2 separate regions of the Homo sapiens genome follow, and region 1 is linked to region 2. A link is a loop called in an ENCODE intact Hi-C map of the cell type or tissue named here. Cell type or tissue: PC-3. All regions are shown on one strand. Links, peaks and the distances in the headings refer to the core of each region. The heading gives the core; the rest is flanking DNA. Region 1 has its middle 15 kb from the start of YAE1. Region 2 holds the start of LOC101928688 (a long non-coding RNA gene).

Region 1 (11,198 bases), core at 1,909-9,908, 250 kb after region 2:
GTAATCCCAGCACTTTGGGAGGCCGAGGTGAGCGGATCACGAGGTCAGGAGATGGAGGCCATCCTGGCTAACACGGTGAAACCCCGTCTCTACTAAAAATACAAAAAAATAGCTGGGCATGGTGGCTGGCGCCTGTAGTCCCAGCTACTTGGGAGGCTGAGGCAGGAGAATGGCATCAACCTGGGAGGCGGAGCTTGCAGTGAGCCGAGACTGCGCCACTGCACTCCAGCCTGGGCGACAGAGCAAGACTTCTTAAAAAAAAAAGAAAGAAAGAAAGAGAGAAATGATAGTTATCATTACTGGCCGGGCGCGGTGGCTCACCCCTGTAATCCCAGCACTTTGGGAGGCTGAGGCGGGCGGATCACCAGGTCAGGAGATTGAGACCATCCTGACTAACACGGTGAAACCCCGTCTCTATTAAAAATACAAAAAATTAGCCGGGCATGGTGGCAGGCGCCTGTAGTCCCAGCTACTCGGGAGACTGAGGCAGGAGAATGGCGTGAACCCGGGAGGTGGAGGTTGCAGTGAGCAGAGTTCGCACCACTGCACTCCAGCCTGGGCGACAGAATGAGACTCCATCTCTAAAAAAAAAAAAAGAGGAAAAAAAGAAGAAAAAGAGGTGGTAGTTATCATTACTGACATAGACTGATACCTAGGATATATATATTTCTTTGAGATAGGGTCTTGCTCTGTCACCCAGGCTGGAGTGCGGTGGTGCGATCGCGGCTTACAGCAGCCTTGACCTCCAAAGTTACAGTGATCCTTCCACCTCGGCTTCCCAAGTGGCTGGGACCACAGGTGCACATCACCATGCCTAATTTTTGTATTTTTTTGTAGAGATGAGGTTTTGCCATCTTGCCCGGGCTGGTCTCGAATTCTGAGCTCAAGTGATCCACCTGCCTTGGCCTCCCAAAGTGTTGGGATTACAGGCATGAGCCACCGCTCCCATCAAGATATATTTTTTAAGTGAAAAGAGCAAGCAGTTTTTGTACATTTGGTATGATTTCATTTCAGTAGGAACTTTTTGTTCACCAATGTATCTATTCCCTGAAGATAGTAGGTATTTAATAAATATCTGTTGAAGAAATACATTTCTATAAAAGGAAGTTGTGCCATTTGCTAGTCTGCACATAGAAAAAATCTGGAAGAATCTGGAGGAGTAGTGTATGAGCTTGCCAGGGCTGCAATAACGAGGTACCACAGAACGGGTGGGTTGAACAGACATTTATTTTCTCACAGATCTGGAGGCGAGAAGTCCAAGATCAAGGTGTCAGCTGGTTTGTTTTTTTCTGAGGCCCCTCTCCTTGGCTTGCAGATGGCCGCTTTCCCTGTGTTCTCACGTGGTTTTTTCCTCCGTATATGAGCATCCCTGGTATTTCTTTGTGTGTCCAAATTTCCTCTTCTTATAAGGATACTGGTCAGACTGGGTTAGGGCACACTTCTATCTCCAAATACAGTCACCTTCTGAGGTACTGAGGACTGGGGCTTCAACATGGATTTTGAGAGGACACAATTCAGTCCATAAAATATGGGATTATGAAATATTCATTTTTCCTAAATAATATTTTCTACAATGTTTCTGAATATCTAAATATTTTACTAGAAGCCCATATGGCAGACGTACCTGATAGTAATAACTGAAGCACAGCCTGAGATACTCTATGGTCTAAGAACAATGTGTTGGTCAGAATCTCCACATAAGAAATTGCAAGTGGCCAACCTGGAGACTCGCTCCTTATCTATGAAGGACATTTGAACCTCTGGGCCATTCCCTGTAATGCAGGACATGCAAGGAACTGAGGCACTTTGTTTTGGGTTAAATGGAGTTTTGCTAGGTGGAGGCTGCTAAGTGGAGGTTATGAGGTGGAGGGTGCTAAGTGAAAATGCTATATAAATTGCATGATTTTTGTTGTTGTTGTTGAGATGGGGTCTTACTTTGTTGCCCATGCTGGTCTCAAACTCCTGGCATCAAACGATCCTCCCAACCCGGCCTCCCATAGTGCTGGGATTACTGGCCAGAGTCACCATGCCTGACCATACTACATGCTTTTTACAAATGATAGCAGTGTTCCTGTCCAGCCCACTGCCACTGGACCATCCCTGTATAAAAGTCCTCAATAAACTCTACATCTCGTTTGCTGGCACCAGGTCTCTTCTTTGGCCTCTTGGACACAGTGCCATCCCCACAGGAGTCAATCGGGGTCAGCACAATAGGCCCTAATTGTTTTATAATATAGAAAGGCAATAAATTAGGATAAGGGAAAAAATACTGTGTTTACATTTAAAATATAGTTAATTACAGGCTTTGATACTTATAAACAGATTTTTCATTTATATGAACATCTCCTGGGGCATTTGAAAGTCATGAAGGATGCAGGGCAATTCTTTTTTGTGCACTATTGACCTGGACATTGCAGGACATACAGCATCTCCTCCCCATAACTATTGCTAGTAGTACCCCCTTTCCATCACTCTGGCGAACAAACAAAAAATATGCCCTGAGAGTTTCCAAAAACTTTCTTATTGATCACCCCCACTTTAAAGTATAATTTTATATGAACTTTGCAAATGTTTAAAAGGTTTTCTTATTTTTCCTCCTTCCTTAGTTTTCTTTTAAAATAATAATGGGGTGGGGGGTGGTGAGGAGAAATCATGCTAATTACCTTTAGTTCTGCCAGAGGGAAGCTTGGCTGTGTCTGAGTCATGGCAGAGTTTCATGATAGCGGTTGTGTAAAGACAGTTAAACCTCTTGCAGCTTATTCAAATTCTTACAATTTATTCAAATTGCAGGTATGATGTTCAGGAGAAAATACAATAATAATAGCTAATGTCTAGTGAGTTGTGAACATGTAGCAGGCAGTGTCCTAAGTGCTCCATATATGCAGATTCTTTACAATAACCCTAGGAGGTAGGTCTGACAGATGAAGAAACAGGCACAGGAAAGTGAACTGACCTGTAAACGATGAAGCTGTGCTTCAAAGCAATCACCAAACAAGGGCTTTACATACATAATTGCACGTAATCCCCACAGAAACAATGATGTCACTACCATTACCTCCATTTTATAGATCTTACACATTTGGAAAGTAGGAGGCTCAGATCTCCTGGGAAATACATGGCTTATAGGCACACTGTTATTAACATGTACAAAATAATGGCAAAGAAGGCCAAAGTTATTGCCACAATCAAATCAATGTGGAGAACCAAATAAATTCTGTAAATATCATATTCTCTTTCAAATCTATGTTAAGTTAAAGATCAGTCACTTCTCATAGAATTTTCTGAGGTCCTGCCTGAGTATCTTATTGGATATTGTGGAGAAGTGACTTATGAGTATGATTTTGATTTTCCCCTGGAGTTAATGAAAAATAACTCAATTGGGCTAAGAGTTACCCCTGTTTTGTAAACTGGTCTTTCTCTTTTAAAACAGAAGCAATATTGTGACAAATGCAATAAAGAACTTTATTTTGTTAAGAGCAGGCACTCCCAGAGTTTTATCTGCAAAATATACATTTTTGTATAATATGTCCACATGTATACATTTTATGACTTTCACTTAAAAATATAACATATTCCTTGTTTCTATAGTTCTCATAATGATAACTTTTAATGGGTGCATAACATTTCTTTGAGTGGATGTTATAATAATTTACTCAATTTTTAAAATTGTTGATCATTTGGGTTATTCTAATTTTTCTCTACTCTAGATTGAATGCAGCAACCAATAGCTTTGCGCTGCAAGTTTTTAAAATCACCTTTATAATTCCTTTAACTAAATTCCTAGAAGTGGGATTTTTACGTAAATGTATATAAATGGCTTTGATTTGATACATCTTCTGCTATACCAAATGGAAAGCTATACCGATCTTTGGCATCTTTCTCTGTCAGCTTCTCCATTCATTCTTTCTATCAGCTGAACACCATCTGTCAATGGCAACTTACTTTGCCTGACTTTCTCAAGTTGTCCCTGGTTACTTCCTTGGAGACAAAGCAACCTGTGATGAGGTCAGAAGTATCATGTTCACACTAAAGAGGCAAGGTCTCTGATGAGTAGCTGAGTGAAATCCCATCTCTGACCTCAGTGCTTCTGCTACCTTTCATGAAGGCCATCCTTTGTTCCAGCACACTGACAGAAATAAAAAACGCTCTCTAAGCTGACAAATGGGGTGGGTCATAAGTGAACATTGTGACAGATTTCAGACATCATACAGACCTCATATTGGCCTATAAGATAAAAATCACAGACTAATAATATATCGTTTGGCAGCTTGAATGACAAAACAATGTGATTTTAAATGAAAATACTTTTAATTGGCTTCTACAAATGAATTAAATGAGTTTTCCTTCTACATTCAATTCTATTGCAGTCATTTCTAAACAGCTGATAGGTTAAAATTATATGGTTAGTTAAAATAACTATTTTTAACTAATTTTTTTTTTGGCTGGGCATGGTGGCTCATGCCTAGAATTCAAGCACTTTGGGAGGCCGAGGGAGGAGGATCACTTGAGCCCAGGAGTTCTAGACTAGCCCAGGCAACACAGTGAGGCCCTATCTCAACAATGACAACAACAAAAATGACAACAACAAAATTAGCCCGGCATGGTATAGTCCTATCAATAGTCTGATCTTTCCAGAAAGAATATCACCAAAGTACTAATCAGAACTACCTACAGACACAGTTCTCAGAAGCTGGTGTAGTGCCTGTAGTCCCAGCTACTTGGGAGGCTGAGGCAGGAGGATTGCTTGAGCCCAGGAGATTGAGGCTGCCATAAGCTGTAATTGTACCACTGCACTCCAACCTTAGTGACAGAGTGAGACTCCATCTCTTAAAAAAAAAATTAACTTTTACTTTTTAAAAAGCTATTTTTATGGTTATTTTCTTGTTTTTTATTTTTTTTTTGAGACTGGGTCTCACTCTGTTACCCAGGCTGAAGTGCAGTGGCAGGATCACGGCTCACTGCAGCCTTGAACTCCTGGGCTTAAGCCATCCTTCTGCCTCAGCCTTCCCAAGTAGTTGGGACCATAGGTGTGCACTACCATGCCCGGTTGATTTTGTATTTTTTGTAGAGATGCGGTCTCCCTATGTTTCCCAGGCTGGTCTTGAACTCTTGGGTTCAAGTGATCCACCTGTCTCAGCTTCCCAAAGTGCTGGGATTATAGGCATGAGCCACCGTGCCAGGGTGGTTAGTTGTTAATAATAATTTGCTGTTCCATGGTGTAATTTTTAATTACAGGTTAGAGAGTTTTTGGTTATTTCAGAATCTGATTTTGGAAGAAAGGTGTTTTGCAATGCCTCCAAATAAGAAAAAGAAGATATTTTATTTTCAGGTTATTTACATTATACCCCAATTTCAGTCATTTTGCTTTATTGGCAAAAGCTATCATTATACTATTGTCAAATCTCTCATATTTCATTATTACAAGCAATTTGACAACTCATTTGTTTTGTGTTTAAAAATCTATCTAGAACCATATATTTCTTTTATAAATAACAAAGCCATGTTACATAGATAACGATGACTATGTCATTAATAAGGAAACAGGCTTAACTATTCTAGAGTTGTATTTGATGAGAGGAAAACCTAGTTGGTTGTCGATTTGTTGACTAAAAAGAGAAGAGTTGTGATATATTTGAGTAGGTTAACAAAGTTGTTGTCTCTCCCTATGTTTACATCCTGAAAAGTTGTGTTTGTGTGTGTGAGAGAAAAAGAGAGAGTGAGATCAAGAGATGAACTGCAAGTGTTGTTTGAAACAGTTTAGGTGCAGTCCTGCTTGGCAAGTAGAGATGCTTCCTGCAGGTGAGGTTAGAATTTTACATTGCTTCTGATTGAAGGCTGCATGCTTTGGGTTCTAGGTGTTTACTTTTAGGCCTCAGAGCTTTGGAAAAAAGGTGCTTTTTTCTTTTGAACAGGTTTTCTTATGATCAGTTATTTTGATTTAGAAAAATTCTCAGCCTAGAATTTAAACAAGAACAGGAGGATCCTAATTTCTTATTTGTCGACATACCCCAAAAGCCCTCCTCATCCACCCAACTTCACAAATGGCTCAATCTGTCTGGTATAGCTTTAGGGATAATCACTAGCTTCTTGTACTTGTGACCATGAGGTCTAAGCAAAGGGCACATTACCAAGGAATGAAACACGTGCTAACTTATCAGGGTGCACGAGCACCACCTAGTGGCCTTGAACTAACTCAACAGCTTCTTCGAAAGAAAGAGGATCCAAAGGTCCAAGGCCTCTCTCAGTGGTGAGTTGCATACACATGCATGAAAGCACCAGGATTCAACTTCCGCAGAACTCAATCTGTAGGTAGTTCTGATTAGTACTTTGATCTTCTTTTTGGAAAGAGCAGACTATTTATAGGGCAAGAAAACGGAGTGTTACACACTGAGGACTCTTGGCTCTTTTTGGCAGATCTGCAGCAGTATGCACATATGTGAGTGGTGAGCTAACACCCTTCCTTTCAGTTGAATAGGAATATGTAAAAGCTAGACACATCATCACAAAATGAGTGACATAAACTATCTTCCCGTTTGGAGGATAGAAAGTCTAAGAAGTCCGAGGAGAATTTAGTTTCTCCTTTAGTATATGTGCTAAACCACTTTCTACATAATATTCTCCCCTCGAGTAGGCAGGGACCATCTCTTTTTCTACATGTATAGCAAACAAATCTGGTAAATTTTTTGTTCCTTATAACTGTTGGTTATTATGCTTTTTTTGTTTTTTTAGACACAGGGTCTCACTCTGTTGCCTAGGCTAGAGTGCAGTGGTGCGATCACAGCTCACTGCAGCCTCAAGCTCCTGGGCTCAGGTGATCCTCCCACTTCAGCTTCCCAGGAGGCTGGGACTACAGGTTGCATGCCACCATGCCTGGCTATTATTATTTTGGTAGTGACAGGCTTTTGCCATGTTGCCCAGGCTGGTGTGGTCTCAAACTCCTGGGCTCAAGTGATCCTTCCAACTCAGCCTCCCAAAGTGCTGCGATTGTAGGTGTGAGCTATAGACACGTAGCTCGGCTATTACATACATTTTTAAAATAAAAATAATACTTGCTGACTGGGGAAGACTTGAAAAATGCAGAAAAGCAGGATTTTTTTTTTTTTTTGAGACAGAGTCTCACTCTGTTGTCCAGGCTGGAGTGCAGTGGCGTGATCTCAGCTCACTGCACCCCCACCTCCTGGGTTCAAGCGATTCTCCTGCCTCAGCCTCCTGAGTAGCTGGGATTACAGGTGCCTGCCATCACACAAGACTAATTTTTGTATTTTTAGTAGAGATGGGTTTTTGCCATGTTGGCCAGGCTGGTCTCGAACTCCTGACCTCAAGTGACCTGTCCACCTCGGCCTCTCATAGAAAAATAGAAATTAACAGCAAAGTAAACACATAGCTCACAGTCCCCCTACTAAACACAGTCACTGCTACCATGTTATTATTTAGTAAGCATCCACCCTGAGTACACACTCTGGAACCAGGCTTGCCTTGGTTTAAATCTCAAGTGGGCCATTTAGTAGCTACAAACTGGACACATTACTTAGCCTTCTTGGTGCCTCGATTTCCTAATCTCTAAGATGGGCATAAAAGCAGCTCTGCAGGAGAGGGCTATTATGAGGATTAAAGAAATTAATATATGTAAAGCTTTTAGAATATAGTGCCTACATATAGTAAACACTGCCTGCGTTAACCATTACTTCCCCTCTCTTTTTCCTCCAGCTCCTTACTGTTATTAGAACTATGCACCAGGGATCCTGCTAGAAACTAACATCTTGGTTTGTTTTCACCTAGTTTTTGCCTTTGTGTAGTTTCTTTCTGCACTTTCTTAGTAGCGGAAACTATACTAAAACATAATTTTGTATTTTTTAAAGTTTTGCTATATTGTAATATTAACTTATTCATTGTAAAATTTGTAATGACTGGTAAATGCTATTATATTAACGTAACTGTTTAGCCTGGTGTATGACGATGTAGTCTCCGGAATTGGTGGATTCTTGGTCTCACTGACTTCAAGAATGAAGCTGCAGACCCTCGCGGTGAGTGTTACAGTTCTTAAAGGTGGTGTGTCCGGAGGTTGTTCCTTCTGATATTCAGACGTGTTCGGAGTTTCTTTCTTCTGGCGGGTTCATGGTCTCACTGGCTTCAGGAGTGAAGCTACAGACCTTCGCGGTGAGTGTTGCAGCTCATAAGGCAGCGCGTCTGGAGTTGTTCATTCTTCCAATGGGTTCGTGGTCTCGCTGGCCTCAGGAGCGAAGCTGCAGCCCGTTGCAGTGAGTGTTACAGCTCACAAAGACAACACAAACCCAAACAGTGAACAGCAGAAAGATTTATTGCAAACAGCAAAAGAACAAAGCTTCCACAACATGGAACTAGACCCTTGGGCAGCCTGCAACTAGACCCTTGGGCAGCCTGCTTTTATTCCCTTATCTGGCCCCACCCACATCTTGCTGATTGGTCCATTTTACAGAGAGCTGATCGGTCTGTTTTACAGACAGCTTATTGGTCCGTTTTGACAGAGTGCTGATTGGTGTATTTACAATCCCTTAGCTAGACATAAAGGTTCTCCAACTCCCTACCAGATTAGCTAGACACAGAGCGCTGCTTGAACTAGACACAGAGTGCTGATTGGTGCATTTACAATCCTCCAGCTAGACATAGAAGTTCTCCAAGTCCCCACCAGATTAGCTAGACACAGAGCACTGATTGGTGTATTCACAAACCTCGAGCTAGACACCAAGTGCTGACTGGTGTATTCACAATCCCTTAGCTAGACATAAAGGTTCTCCAAGTCCCCACCAGATTAGCTAGACACAGAGCACTGATTGGTGTGTTTACAAACCTCGAGCTAGACACAGAGTGCTGACTGGTGTATTCACAATCCCTTAGCTAGACATAAAGGTTCTCCAAGTCCCAACTAGACTCACGAGCCCAGCTGGCTTCACCTCGTGGATCCTGCACTGGGCCGCAGGCGGAGCTGCCTCCCAGTCCCGCACCGTGCACCCGCACTCCTCAGCCCTTGGGCAGTCCATGGGACCGGGCGCAGCAGAGCAGGGGGTGGTGCTCGTTGGGGAGGCTTGGGCTGCGCAGGAGCCCACAGTGGGGGTGAGGCTAGGGCATGACAGGCTGCAGGTTCTGAGCCGTGCCCACCGGGGAGGCAGCTGAGGCCTGGCGAGAATTTGAGCGCAGTGCCGGCAGGCTGGCACTGCTGGGGGACCTGGTGCACCCTCTGCAGCTGCTGGCCCGGGTGCTAAACCCCTCCCTCCCTGCTGGCCGGCCACTCCAAGTGCAGGGCCTGCCAAGCCCACCTCCCACCAGAAGCTCACGCTGGCTCGCCACTCTCACTCCACACCTCCCTGGGAGGGGAGGGAGCCGGTTCCGGCCTCGGCCAGCCCAGAGAGGGGCTCCCACAGCGCAGCAGCGGGCTGAAGGGCTCCTCAAGCGCAGCCAGAGTGGGTGCTGAGGCCAAGGAGGCACCTAGAGTGAGAGAGGGCTGCCAGCACTTCGTCACCTCTCAATGACACAGTTTGGATATGTGGATTTTTATTAACATGCAAAATGAAGATAAACATTTTTTAGAAAGGCAAACATAAGGCAGGTGTGGTGGCTCACGTCTGTAATCCCAGCACTTTGGGAGGCCAAGGCGGGTGGATCACCTGAGGTCAGGAGTTTGAGACCAGCCTGGCCAACATGATGAAACCCCATCTCTACTAAAAATACAAAAAATTAGCTGGGTGTGGTGGCAGGCCCCTGTAATCCCAGCTACTTAGGAGGCTGAAGCAGGAGAATCACTTGAACCCAGGAGGTGGAGGTTGTAGTGAGCCGAGATTGCGCCATTGCACTCCAGCTTGGGCAACAGGAGTAAAACTCCATCTCAAAAAAGAAAAGCTAACATAAAGATTTACAAAAGAATGTAACACGATGTATTTTGGAATCCTGTTCTCCTGTTCTGGTTATATTTCCATGTTGGCTAGTAGATTCATTTTTTTTTTCTCTCATCAAGCACCACCTATGCATCTATGTACAGGGTGTGATGCTGAATGCTGGGACTATAACACTAAATAAGGGATTTTCCTGGAGAAACGTGAAGAGACACTCAAAGTGATGCAGGGGAAACATTGGGAAGAGCAATCACCTCTGCCTGATGAAGCTGAAATTTAAGCTGGTATTGGAGGGTGACAGGAATTTGCTGGGAAAGGACGTGGAATAAAGTATTCTAGGCAGAAGAGTCAGCAATGAGTAAAAATCTAAGTTGGGAATAAGCCTAGTGTGTCCATAAAGCATTGTAGTAATGCCTGTAAAGAAGTGTAGTGTGCATGGTGAATGGAAAGAGGCAGGTGGGAAAAGAAGACTGACAACACTCTTTTGGGCCCAACACTTCAACAGGTTTGGGCCAAGACCTGAAAAACAAAAACAGAAACAAAAGGGAATAAATCTAGGTTTTAAGTCAGGGAAGTAAACTGTTTTGGAAAGATAATATTGGTAAGAGACAGAATGGACAGGAAGACAGCTAGATTGTAGGTACTGACATTAGTGATGAGGCTGGTACATAAATTAATTAAAATCTGGGTGATTAGAATGAAAGGAGGCCAGACTCAAACTGTTTGAAAGATGTAAAGCAACTCAGTTAGAAGTAGGGTATGATGGCACAGGAAGGGCAGAGGAAGACTTAATGTTTCCAGCTATGGATGAACAGGGATGACATTAATAGGTGAGATCATCTGGTCAGAATATAAAAACAAAGAGGTCCAACAGTGAAACTCTGGGGAATCCCTACATCTAAGCAGCAGTCAGAGTCGGGGAGAGTTAGCAAAATGATAGGGAATAGTAATGAGCGGACAAGAAAAAGTGCTGTTGGAGAAGGCAAGGAGAAGGGATTGTATAAGCAGTGAATTGTTCATGTCCAATGATGGAGAGGAGACAAATGATAGGACTGAAAACAAGTCAGTGATGGACAGTTGTGTGACTGGCTATCAGTGACTTTAGCAAAAAGTAGTTTAAAGGTGGAGAGTGCATGAGAAATTAAGAATTTGAGACAGTGATGGCAGACTCGTGCTCCAGCATGTTTGTTCAGAAAAGGCATTACGTAGGGGCAAAATCAAGAAAGGCAACTGTTGCGGTAAAGTATCTTCATGACAGAGATTTGAGAATTTCTGTAGAACAAGAAGCCTGATTGGTGAATCACTCTCTATACACACACACACACTCACTCT
Region 2 (11,198 bases), core at 1,633-9,632:
CAATCGATCAATCAATCACCACTGGCCTCGCTCACCAACCAGCATCAGTGTGAGCAGCTTGCTTCTGAAAGACAGCCAATCAGACACAAAATCAATCCACAGGCTAGGAAGTGCTAACCAATCCCCAGCGGTCTCACTCAGATAACCATGTTGCTCCAGATGATGCCAACCCACTTGGATCCGGGAATCGGCCAATCCTTCAAGTCCAGTCCTCTCAAAACCCTATGTAAGATCAGCAGCTGCTCCATCAGAATAGATAGTGCCTGCCTGACCAGCATAGCTCTTACTACAGGAAGCAAAAAATTCCAACTCTGTCTTTTCATTTCAAATACAGAAGGTTCATAATCCCCTGGAAACAATTTTTGAGTCTATTAAATTTACCACCCTAATTTTTATTTTGTAAATAAAATACCAGTAAAGTTTACAATTACTTTGATTCACTTTACTGTAATTACAACTATCATGATTACCAGTGAAAGAATAAATAGTGAGTAACCACAACATTGGACTTTTCTCCCTAAGTGAAAAATGATTAACATAAAGAATGTAGCTTATTATAAAGCTAGACCTGTTCACGTAGACCTAACAAGATTTGCAACTAGATTAGATGTGAGGAGTCAGAGAGAGAAAGAGAGATGAGTCAAGAATGATGCTGAGTTTTTTGGGAGAGCAACTGGAAGAGTTGCCATTCACCCAAGTAGGAAAGACTACAAGAGGAGCAGATGTGAGGACAGATGTCAGTAGTCCAATGTTGGACCTGACAAGTGTGTGATACCCAATAGCTAACCAAAGAGAGATGTCAAGTAGGCAGGTTGACAGGAGGTCTGGAATTAAGAAGAGAAATCTGAGCTGGAGACATACATTTGGAAATCACTAGCATACACACAGTAGAAAAAGTCATGAGAAAGAAGATCGAGGACAGAGCCCTGGGAAACAACAATGTGCAAAAAGTGAAAGATGAGGAGGAGCAAGAAAAACAGACCATAATGGATGGACTAGAAAGGCAGGTGGAAAAGCCAGATGAGGGAGTGAGGTCCTGAAAGCCGAGTGAAGACACTGTCGTGGAGGAGAGTGTCCTCCATTAGGTTGTTGACAGGTTAAATAAAATATTTATTTAATAAAATAAAATAAATATTGCTGACAGGTTAAATAAAATAAGGTGTAAGAAAAAAATGCCTAGATTTATTAGAGAGAAGACTAGCGATAACCTTGAGAAAACAACTTTGGAGGAGTGCTGGGATTGAAGACTACTGGCATGAAATCAAAAATGAATGGAAAAAAAATTGAGTCCGTGAGTGTAGACAGTTCTTTCAGGGACATCACGAGTATGGATTATCTAATTTTCTTCTTGTTTACCTGTAGTTTTCAAATTTTATATAACAATTACATACTTTATTAAATATTTTTAAGGTTTTAAAAATATATAATAATTTTAAACAATTATGTTTTCAAGGTTTTTAAAACTATACATATATGGCATTTAAAAATGCCAGACTGAAATATATTAAATAATAAATTCATAAAATTATAGCACTAAAAGTCCCCCTGAACATTTCTAGATTGCATAAATTGATTATCATTTTGTTCATGCCTATACATAAAAACCAAGGAATACTAAAAGTTTCAAGGGGAGTATTTCTTGCTTGATAAATATAAGCCAATTCTAAAACAGTTGATACTCATCAAATATATAAAGTAACTGGTCACAGTAAAATACTATTTTATTAACGGGAATAAAAGGGGACAAATCCAGAAAATAATCTTATTTTATAAAAAAATTTTTTTAAATCATATGAAGTCACTGTTGAAAAATATGGTGAGATGCATACTGAAATATATTCTCTTTTCAAAGGAAGGATAATGGCATACATGCAGTGTACTTTTACAAAGAGGATTCACTGCATTAGCAGCACCCTCCTTTTAGCACAAGGGTCAGCAATTCAGCACTGTTGGCCAAATCCAGCCCACTTCCTGTTTTTATAAGTACAGTTTCTTGGAACACAGCCACGCTTATTCACGTTGTAGTCCATAAAGCCAATTAGCCGGGTGTGATGGTGCACACCTGTGGTCCCAGCTAGTAGACAGGCTGAGGTGGGAGGATCCCTGGAGCCCAGAAAGTCAAGGCTGCAGTGAGCCATGATCATGCCACTGGACTCCAGCCTGGCCAATAGAGTGAGACCCTACCTCAAAAAGATAAACATGGTCCATAGAGCCTAAAATATTTACTAACTGGCTCTTTGAGGAAAAAGCTGGCCAACTCCTGCTTTAGTAGATCAAAAATCCTTTGATGTATTTTAACAAGTTTTACCCAATACACTAAAATGTTTCTATGGAATATAGATCCTCATGTGTAATCCCTTGGGAATATTCAGATTCAGGGTCCAATATTTCAGGACTCAGGCACTGAGAACAAAAAGCCAAAATTTAATAACTAACAATCTTGTTGTTAACAAGGTTCAGTGTCTATGTGGCATGTAGCCTCCATTTGCAACACAGCAGATATTACAAGAATTCTAACAAAATTGTCTTCAGATGTGTCGTCAAACTAAATGCTTTAAATACATTTTAATTGTGAAATAATCAGTACACTCTAGATCTAACCTCATTTTTTAAAAAATGGTTGCATACTCCATTATTTTCTGGGTATGAAAACTGAGCTATTTCCTATTGATAAGGATTTAGACTAGCTCCAACTTTTTGATGTAATAATGCTATAATAAATGTCCTTATTTACAAGTATATATGTAACATATCTATACAAATATCCTTAACATACAAATATATCCTTAATATGTTATATATATATGTGTGTGCTTGTGTATTAGCCTTGAGTGTTATGTAGTATAGGTAGTAAGTGTCCTTAACATGTTTGTGTGTGTACACAAGTCATGTTCCTGTAGAGTCTAGCCCTAGAAGTGAAGTTCTTAGGTTAAAGGAATGACATATCTGAAATTTTGATACATGCTACTAAATTAACGTTCAAAATGTATGTACCGACAGTCTATGAAAATGTCTTTTTCAATGAGATCATATCCTTTGAAGCAACATGGATGGAGCTGGAGGCCATTATTTTAAGGAAACTAACACAGGAACAGAAATTCGCATACTGCATATTCTCACTCATTAGTGGTGGCTAAACAATGAGAACACAGGGACACAAAGTGGAGAACACAGGGACACAAAGTGGAGAACAACAAACACTGGGGCCTACTTGAGGGTGGAGGGTGGGAGGAGGGAGAGGACCAAAAAACTACCTATCAGGTATTATGCCTATTATCTGGTTGATGAAGTCATCTGTACCCCAAATCCCCATGATACAGTTTACCTATCTAACAAAACTGCACATATAACCCTGAAGTCAGATGGGGCATGAAATGACATGGCAAAAAAAATAAATGTTCACAAGAAAAGAAAAGAAAATGCCTTTTCCCTCACATTTGCCAATACTGGTTATTATTTTTCAAATAAATTATCAATGATTGGAAAAAGTGGTAACTCATTGTTTGCTGATTGGCATTTTTCTGATTCCAGGCAAGACTGAATATCCCAGTAAAAGTATGAAATTTGTTCAACATGAATATTAGCCCAAATTAAGATTAGTTTTATAGCACGTAAGTATCTCCTGTTAAATGTTGCCATAGGCTTACCTTTGATACTTCTCATTCTCTGTCCTAGGAAATTGCTGATTTTCAGGTTTTTCACTCTTTCTTTGTGGAATTAGTTCATCAACACCATTGCCAGCAGCATCAGTCAAGTTTTCTGATAATCCCATGTTGTTACTTCCATGCTTCTTCATTTCTCCTTCAATCTTAAGTGGAAGTTTGGTATTAGGGGTGATTACTACTTTCTAAATTCTGGGCTGAAAATATAAGAAAATAATTCCTTTAGGCATATACAGAGGTGAGAAAGTAAAGTCAAGGCATCGTCTTTTATGTTTTAACATCGCTGAATGCTTGTATTTTGAAATAACAAGAATAATGACAGACGATACCCCAGAATACAAAAGTGATTCTATGTCTCCCTCTTCTTATCCCAATGTGGATGTCGTATCTATAAAATGTTATTCACAGATATATTCATGAGAACATTTATCACTGTGCATTTCATAATAAATACGTATACAAGTCTGTCTCCATTAATGAAAATTTCAATAAAATAAAAGTAATAACAAAAACACTTTCAGAGGGTTGAAGTATAATAGTTTCAGAAAGAAGAAGGTGTTAGAATGAAGAAAGACAGGAAAATTATTTAAAAGAAATAAATATGACATTTGGGACTATCTACTTGAATGGTTTTTAATAACAGCATTTAAGCACAGGAAAATTCTCAGATATTCACTAACTTACCACTTCTACCATCTTTGTGAACAAAACGTAAATTTGACGTTACTGGTTTGCTCTTGTGGAACACTTTCAATAACATCAATATCATTTTGTCTTTTTGCACTTGCTGATTTAGTTGTTTCTTCCTATGAAAAACAAACCAAAAAGCTTTGGAAAACATTGTATTTATTCACCCACCCACTCAATCAGTCAACCAGTAAGACAACAAACATTCACTGTGTCTGCTGAATCATAGGCAATATCCTGGGAGAAGCTGAAAACATATATAGAAGAGACTCTTCCTTAATATTTGAGTAGGGGTAGAGATATATGGAAACAAACAAAAACAAAACAGTATAGTTCACTAGTTCTACAACTGAAGTTAATAATGGACAGTAAGGGCTCAAAGAAAACAATGGTCGGTTATACCTGGGAAGTTCCAGAAATGCTGCAAAGATAGGGCCTATTTTGAAAGAAGGACAAAGTGCAGAGAGTGAGGATGTGAAGGGTTTCTAGACAGGGCAGTATGAGCAAAGGTATGAGGCATGAAATGAGAAACGACATGGCAAATGAGGGGTGTTAAAGTAATGCAGGAAAACTGGAACCTAGTCAGAGGGAGTGAGATGGAGAAATAAAATGGGAGAATCAGGCCAAACCACAAAAGATATGTGCCATGCTAGAATGTGAACTTCCCCATCATGTAATGGGGATCCACTCATAAACAGATGAGTTACAGCATCATAAAATATCTTAGAAAGGCCACCCTGGCAGCATTGTAATGATAACTGAACATGGCATGGGATGGGGGAGGGACAAAACTAGACAAGAGTATTTCAAAATGATGGGTCAAAGTGAATTATAGCAGTGAGATATGAAAAACGGTAAGCAGGTGGAAAAAGTATAACTTGTGAGTGACTGGATTGGTGATTTGAGGGAGTGCTGGAATGCGAGATTTTTCCTGTTTCAATGTTTCAGTTCTATTTACTAGATGTTACTTCCTAGGATGGGAAAATCAGATGACAGAGCAGATTACAAAAAGTCAGGAGAAGGTCAAGGACAATGTCTTCAGTGTGGGACAAGTCAAATTGAGGCACTCAGGGTGTAGGAGTGGGTGACCTTACTTGGGAAAAGCATATGGTGTTAAGAAAAGAAATATTTGTAAAATATACTGCACTGGTAGAATTAACTCATGAAAACCTATATACAAGTCTGAAATTTTGAAAATGGAAAGAAGAGGAGGGAAATAACATGAGATTCAATTTCTCAATTACATATTTCTTTTTTTTTTTTTGAGAGTTTTGTCCTTCATGTTTTATGGAATAAAAAGTTTGGCCTTTTTATTGCATGAAACTAAAATTGGGAAAGGTAGGGGGCGTGGATGGGGTGGGAGGGGGTTTAGGGGAGCAGGGAGATGCCCTCCCCACCAGCTCCTGGATAATAACACCTCACTTCTTGCATAATTTCTGGCGTCTTCCCGCCTGCAATGCCGGCTCTCTCAGCGTCTCGGAGAAGGGGGGATCACACACTCATCGTCATGCTTGGAGAATAATTGTCATTCTGAAAGGAGTGGAGGAAGCTCCCTCCTAGCTCGCCGTCATCTCGAGGGGTGCCTGGAGGATTGCTAATGCCACTTATGTTGTTAGGAGAATTTTTTGGAAGTCCGTCTATGTCGCCTGACCCTAATGATCCATTCATGTGGTGTGGCTCCATGCCACCCATGCCGCCCATCGGACCGTCCGAGCCGGGACCCATCGGGAAGTTGGACCTGCCGCCAGGTCATTGTGTAGATGTTGTCACTGGAATTTGTTGAATCTGCGGGACTGGGCATAATGGGTGTTCCTGGAGGGCCGCCACCACCGGGGGTCCCACATAGGTACCAGGTGATGAGGAGGAATATGGAATTGAGTTAGCACTGTTAGGATTGGGCCAGGGTCTGCCAGCTCCCGGGCCCATGTTAATCCCGGGCATGGCGGGCCGAGGGAGTTGGGTGGTGGTCTCATGCCGCTGCCGTAATTCTGTGGGCCGGGACCCATGGGCCCCATGCCTCGGGGAGGGTTCATTCTCTGCATTGATCCTCCCATGTTGGGGTGGCCTTGTTGTCGTGTGGGATCCATAGAATTGGGCAGCAATGGCTGTGTCCCAAGAACTCCTCCCGGAGGCTGGTTTCCCATTCTGATCGGGGGCCCGGGGCCGCCTACGTATCGCGGTGACATAAAAGGCTGACTGTGGGGTCCCATCATGCTGCTAGGATTGTGAGGTGGAGGCTGTGCGTGCGGCGAGGGCTGTGACCCCGGAGGACCCTGAAAGAAACCTGGCGGGATGGGGCCTCCCGGCATCCCATCGTTGGGGGGAATGTTGCCAAGCACGGGGCTCGGGGCAGCTGCTGCACTATAATCATGAAAGGCTTTTGCTTCACTTGAATGTTCACAAGTGTCTCTCCTTTGAGGAGCTGCACAGTAAAGGTCCCCAAATACACACCACCACGAGTGCAAAAACCCAGGCGGTTCTCCCAACGTGATGTTTTTTTCCCATCGAATCTCCGACAAGAAGGTCTCTGCAGATTTCTGTACTCTTACGTGCAGTAAATATTCGTAGACGTATGAAGCTAACTTTTCCCAAGCCTGCCCATCCGAGGGCACCGCCGAGCCTCTGCCTTTGGCAAACATGGTTTGCAGGGAAGAGGGCGCCGAGCCTCGCCGCCGCCGCCGCTACCGCTCCGGCTCTCCCGCGCTGCTCCTCGCTCCCGGCCCCCTCCCCGGCGCTCGCTCGCTCTCTCGCTCGCTGGCGCTCTCCTCGCCGCGCTCCCCTCCCTCCCCACCAGGCGCTGGCTCCGCGCTCTTTCCAGCTGTCAAAGCGTCAGCCCGGGCCGCGGCCCCATCGCCCTGGAACTCCTTCGGCGCCGGCTCGGCCTGGGGGTGCCGCCGCCGCCCGCACGGCCGCCCGCTCTCCGCTCGCTCGCGCGCCCGCCCGGCTCCGCCTGCGCCGCCCTCTGCGCCTCCAGCGCCGCCGCCGCCGCCGCCGCCCTCTCAATTACATATTTCAACATTTGTTTCAAGGATATAAAATATACTTGTTTTAATATATGCTAATATTTTTGGAATATTATGGTCATATACATTTTATATTGAATGAAAAGATTTCATTCTAAGACCTCAATTCAAAATTCTGCAAGAACACTCCTTTTTAAAAATTAATTTTTAAAGTTTTACATTGTAAGAAAAGCTTTTGTCATTATAGAATTATGAGGCATTTTTAGGTACTACTACGATGTAAGAAAGAAATGTAAATCCTATTTTCAAAATCAAATGGTTTTCTCATTCCCCTGTAAACATACTAATAGTTCTAATTTCCCATTGACACCATATAGAATGGTAGTTAAAAGTTGGAGAAAGGATCTAGTACAAAAAAACAAAGCTATGATTATCCCGATTGATGATTTAAAAGTTTTTATATACATCAATCATTGTCAAGCAGGACCCAAAGGAAAATCATCAAGTATGCTAACGTACATGGGGAAATACAGATATATAACAGAGATTTTTGTTTATAATATATCCCTAATAATACTCTACAATTAGTTTGCTGTAAATATTTCTCTAAGAGCTTAATTTTATACCATAAAACAATACATTCAAGTATTTAAACATGGTCATCTACAACTACCTGAAAGATGGACCATTATTACTATAGAGAGGGAGAGAGAAATGGAAAAAGAAATGTTCCATAAACTTTCCACTTGGAGAAATAATTAGTAATCATAATTCTAAAGTGTAATCTATGGCTTGAAAAGATATATTTAGTAGAACATGGGTTGGGGTTTAAAAAGTTTAAAAATTTTAAATCTCAAATCCTAACCTAAGCTTATAGTTGGACGATACTGCAAAGTATACTGTAACCCTCTTTCCTATTTGATGGCATATTTCTTTCTTATTTATGACATATTTTCCCAATATAACTCATCTGAATTTATACATCCTAAACATTGAAAGGGACTATACATTTAAGCCATACTTTAGAAATGCCATAGATTTAATTATTAGGTATGTATCTCATGTTAATTGTAACATTCCATTATATAGAAATCCTTTTGTCTGTTCAAGTATTCACATTACAAAATATTAAAATGCTTCTTACAGGCAATACTTTATTCTAGCTACTCCAGGATATAAACAGGTGTGTTTCCTAACCTCCAGTAGCTTATACTAATGCAGGGGCTTTAAAGTGATTATTTAAATAACTAAATACAAAGACTTCTTACATTTGGAGTTTTTAAATGTGATACAAAGATTTTGAGTGTAAATCTTTAATAAGTATGATGCAAAAAAATTCTGAAATCAAAGCCTTACCTTATGGTTATTAAGAGTCTCTGCTGCTAGAACTGGTTGGTATTTTGGGCAAAGCATGTCCTAGCCCATTAGTCCAAATTCTTCAATTTGAGGAGTTTTAAGTATGTTCTTAATTAAGTGACTTAGAAAACACAATGGAATCCCTTTATAATGTACATTTGGAGAAAGAAAATTTACATTTCTAAATTTCCACAATTTTTTTTTATATGAGAGAAGCAGTGTTGCTATGTTGGCCAATTTGGTCTCAAATTCCTTGGCTCAAAAAATCCTCCCACCTAAAACCCCCAAGTAGCTGAGATTGCAGGCACGTACCACAATACTCAACTAAATTTTCACAATTTCTAGTATTAGTCTAATTACAGAACCAAGGATAGAAATAGGGAAAGAGTGCTATCCTAAGAAGTATATGATACCAAAATATTAACTGTCCAAAAAAAAAAAAGAAACTATATGCTATCTGCTGTACAGTTTTGGAACTAAAACGCACCAGGGAGAGTCCATGATTACTATGATAAGAATTTATTTAGGCATAAGTATTATAAAAGTCATGTTAGTATGAATTTAAAAGTCACAGAAAGCATACTCATCCAAATAAACCCTGACCACATTTCAAATTTCCTGTATTGTGAGAAAGCTTAGCCAAATATAATTTTTCTGTCACAATATAATCATTTTCCAGCACATTCCTTTTCTCACCCACACACCCTCTTAGTATTTAACAATCTATTATTTACCAAAGTACAATTTTTACAAATTCAATTATTCATATTTCTTTAAAATGCTTTTTTGTAACCAACTTTCCATTACAAACATAAAACAATGACAGGTTGACCACTGCTAAATTTTAAGAGTAAATTATATAGAAAACTAGATTCATAATGAGAAAATTAATTTCACATGTGAGCACTTTACCTTGATATCACAATCACGGTCTTCCTTAGCTGATGTAGGCTGTAAATCATTGATCGCCTGTTTGCCGGAAAGCCTTTAGAGCAAAAATATACAACAAAAATGAGTGTGTTCATTTCTTTAAGAAAGTAATTTGCAGGTCCATACCTGAGTGTCACCTCCAAAAAAACAGAAATAGAAACAAATCTGGTGAGAGACTAGCTATCTGTATATTAATGTTGCTTAAGAAAATTAAAGGCCGGGCGCGGTGGCTCACGCCTGTAATCCCAGCACTTTGGGAGGCCGAGGCGGGCGGATCACGAGGTCAGGAGATCGAGACCATCCCGGCTAAAACGGTGAAACCCCGTCTCTACTAAAAATACAAAAAATTAGCCGGGCGTAGTGGCGGGCGCCTGTAGTCCCAGCTACTTGGGAGGCTGAGGCAGGAGAATGGCGTGAACCCGGGAGGCGGAGCTTGCAGTGAGCCGAGGTCCCGCCACTGCACTCCAGCCTGGGCGACAGAGCGAGACTCCGTCTCAAAAAAAAAAAAAAGAAAAGAAAATTAAAATTTGGCCTCTGTTGTAGATTTTAGTTACTTATTTCTATTTCCACCTCTCCCAACCTATGAAATAGTCAAGACCCACGCATAGTTCCGTAACAAATCATGGCAGCCAATACACTGGCATAGTCTGAGAATAATTTGTCTTCACAAATTGTATGTCCTACAGGCTGAGCTGAAAATCCAATTAATTGCTGACATAATTTTTAATACCTGAACTGGAACAAACCTGATAATCTAAAACAAGGTAGAAAAATATAGAGTCTCCTCTTCTTCATTTATTTCTGGTTCAAAGACTAATCTCTGTCACTCAAAAATGGCAGCCTGGGTTCTTCAGCACGGAAATCACTTAAGAAGGCCTCAGTGCGGGCCAGGTGCGGTGGCTCACGCCTGTAATCCCAGCACCTTGGGAGGCCGAGACGGGTGGATCACGAGGTCAGGAGATCGAGATAAACCCCGTCTCTACTAAAAATACCAAAAAATTAGCTGGGCGTACTCGGGAGGCTGAGGCAGGAGAATGGCGGAGCTTGCAGTGAGTGGAGCTTGCAGTGAGCCGAGATCGCGGCACTGCACTCTAGCCTGGGCGGGAGGCGGAGCTTGCAGTGAGCCGAGATCGCGCCACTGCACTCTAGCCTGGGCGACAGAGTGATACTCCGTCTCCAAAAAAAAAAGAAGGCCTCAGTGCTTACCTTTACCTTGAAACATTTGAAATAATTGAAAGCTAAATATATGAAAGTCAGAGGACAAATGTCTATGTTGTTATTAAAATATTCTTCTCAGAAATATTGAAACATTAAAAATTAGAAAATCCTAGTATTTTCCCTATATAGGTCCTGTCCTATTCAGGTTCACATAAACTAGCAAGCCCTTAACAACCTTTATAGGCACTCAGATACCTAAAGAGAGGGACTGCTGAAAAAACACAGTCCTGGTAGTTGTACAGCTCTATGTCCCTAACTACTATTAAGTACTATCTAAATATCTTCCTTCCTTTTAGATTCCTCTTCTGCAAGATTCTATGGCAGTCTCCAACCTTTAAATCTTCAGCCAATGGAAGCACAAATTCCTAAAAGCATGGGCTCA

Evidence for each region. A loop is a pair of places that touch in the nucleus more often than their neighbours do. Peaks named below come from ENCODE experiments on the same cell type or tissue, not always from the same donor. Only the 100,000 strongest peaks of a DNase experiment are listed, where the experiment ranks them.
Region 1: it touches region 2 in a loop (2.7-fold over the local background); 3 of 110 quality-filtered maps call a loop at or near these places.

What each region holds. Positions count from the first base shown.
Region 1 is chr7:39,575,575-39,586,772 of GRCh38, reverse strand. It overlaps a transcript of YAE1 not described here. Among named protein-coding and RNA genes, the nearest start is that of YAE1, 15 kb to the right of the region's middle. RefSeq lists enhancers at 6,326-6,375, 6,396-6,475. In PC-3, for the core only: CTCF peaks have their summits at 5,994 and 6,194 (motif pointing left); a DNase peak (open chromatin) is centred at 6,162.
Region 2 is chr7:39,829,361-39,840,558 of GRCh38, reverse strand. It overlaps LOC101928688 (a long non-coding RNA gene), which reads right to left and starts at 9,799. Exons shown (of 9, transcript XR_001745176.2): 1 at 9,581-9,799; 2 at 4,347-4,468; 3 at 3,648-3,859. It also overlaps the pseudogene LOC100422519 and the pseudogene SSBP3P1. In PC-3, for the core only: no CTCF peak of the experiment used is centred there; no DNase peak of the experiment used is centred there; H3K4me3 peaks cover 520 bases; H3K27me3 peaks cover 1,999 bases.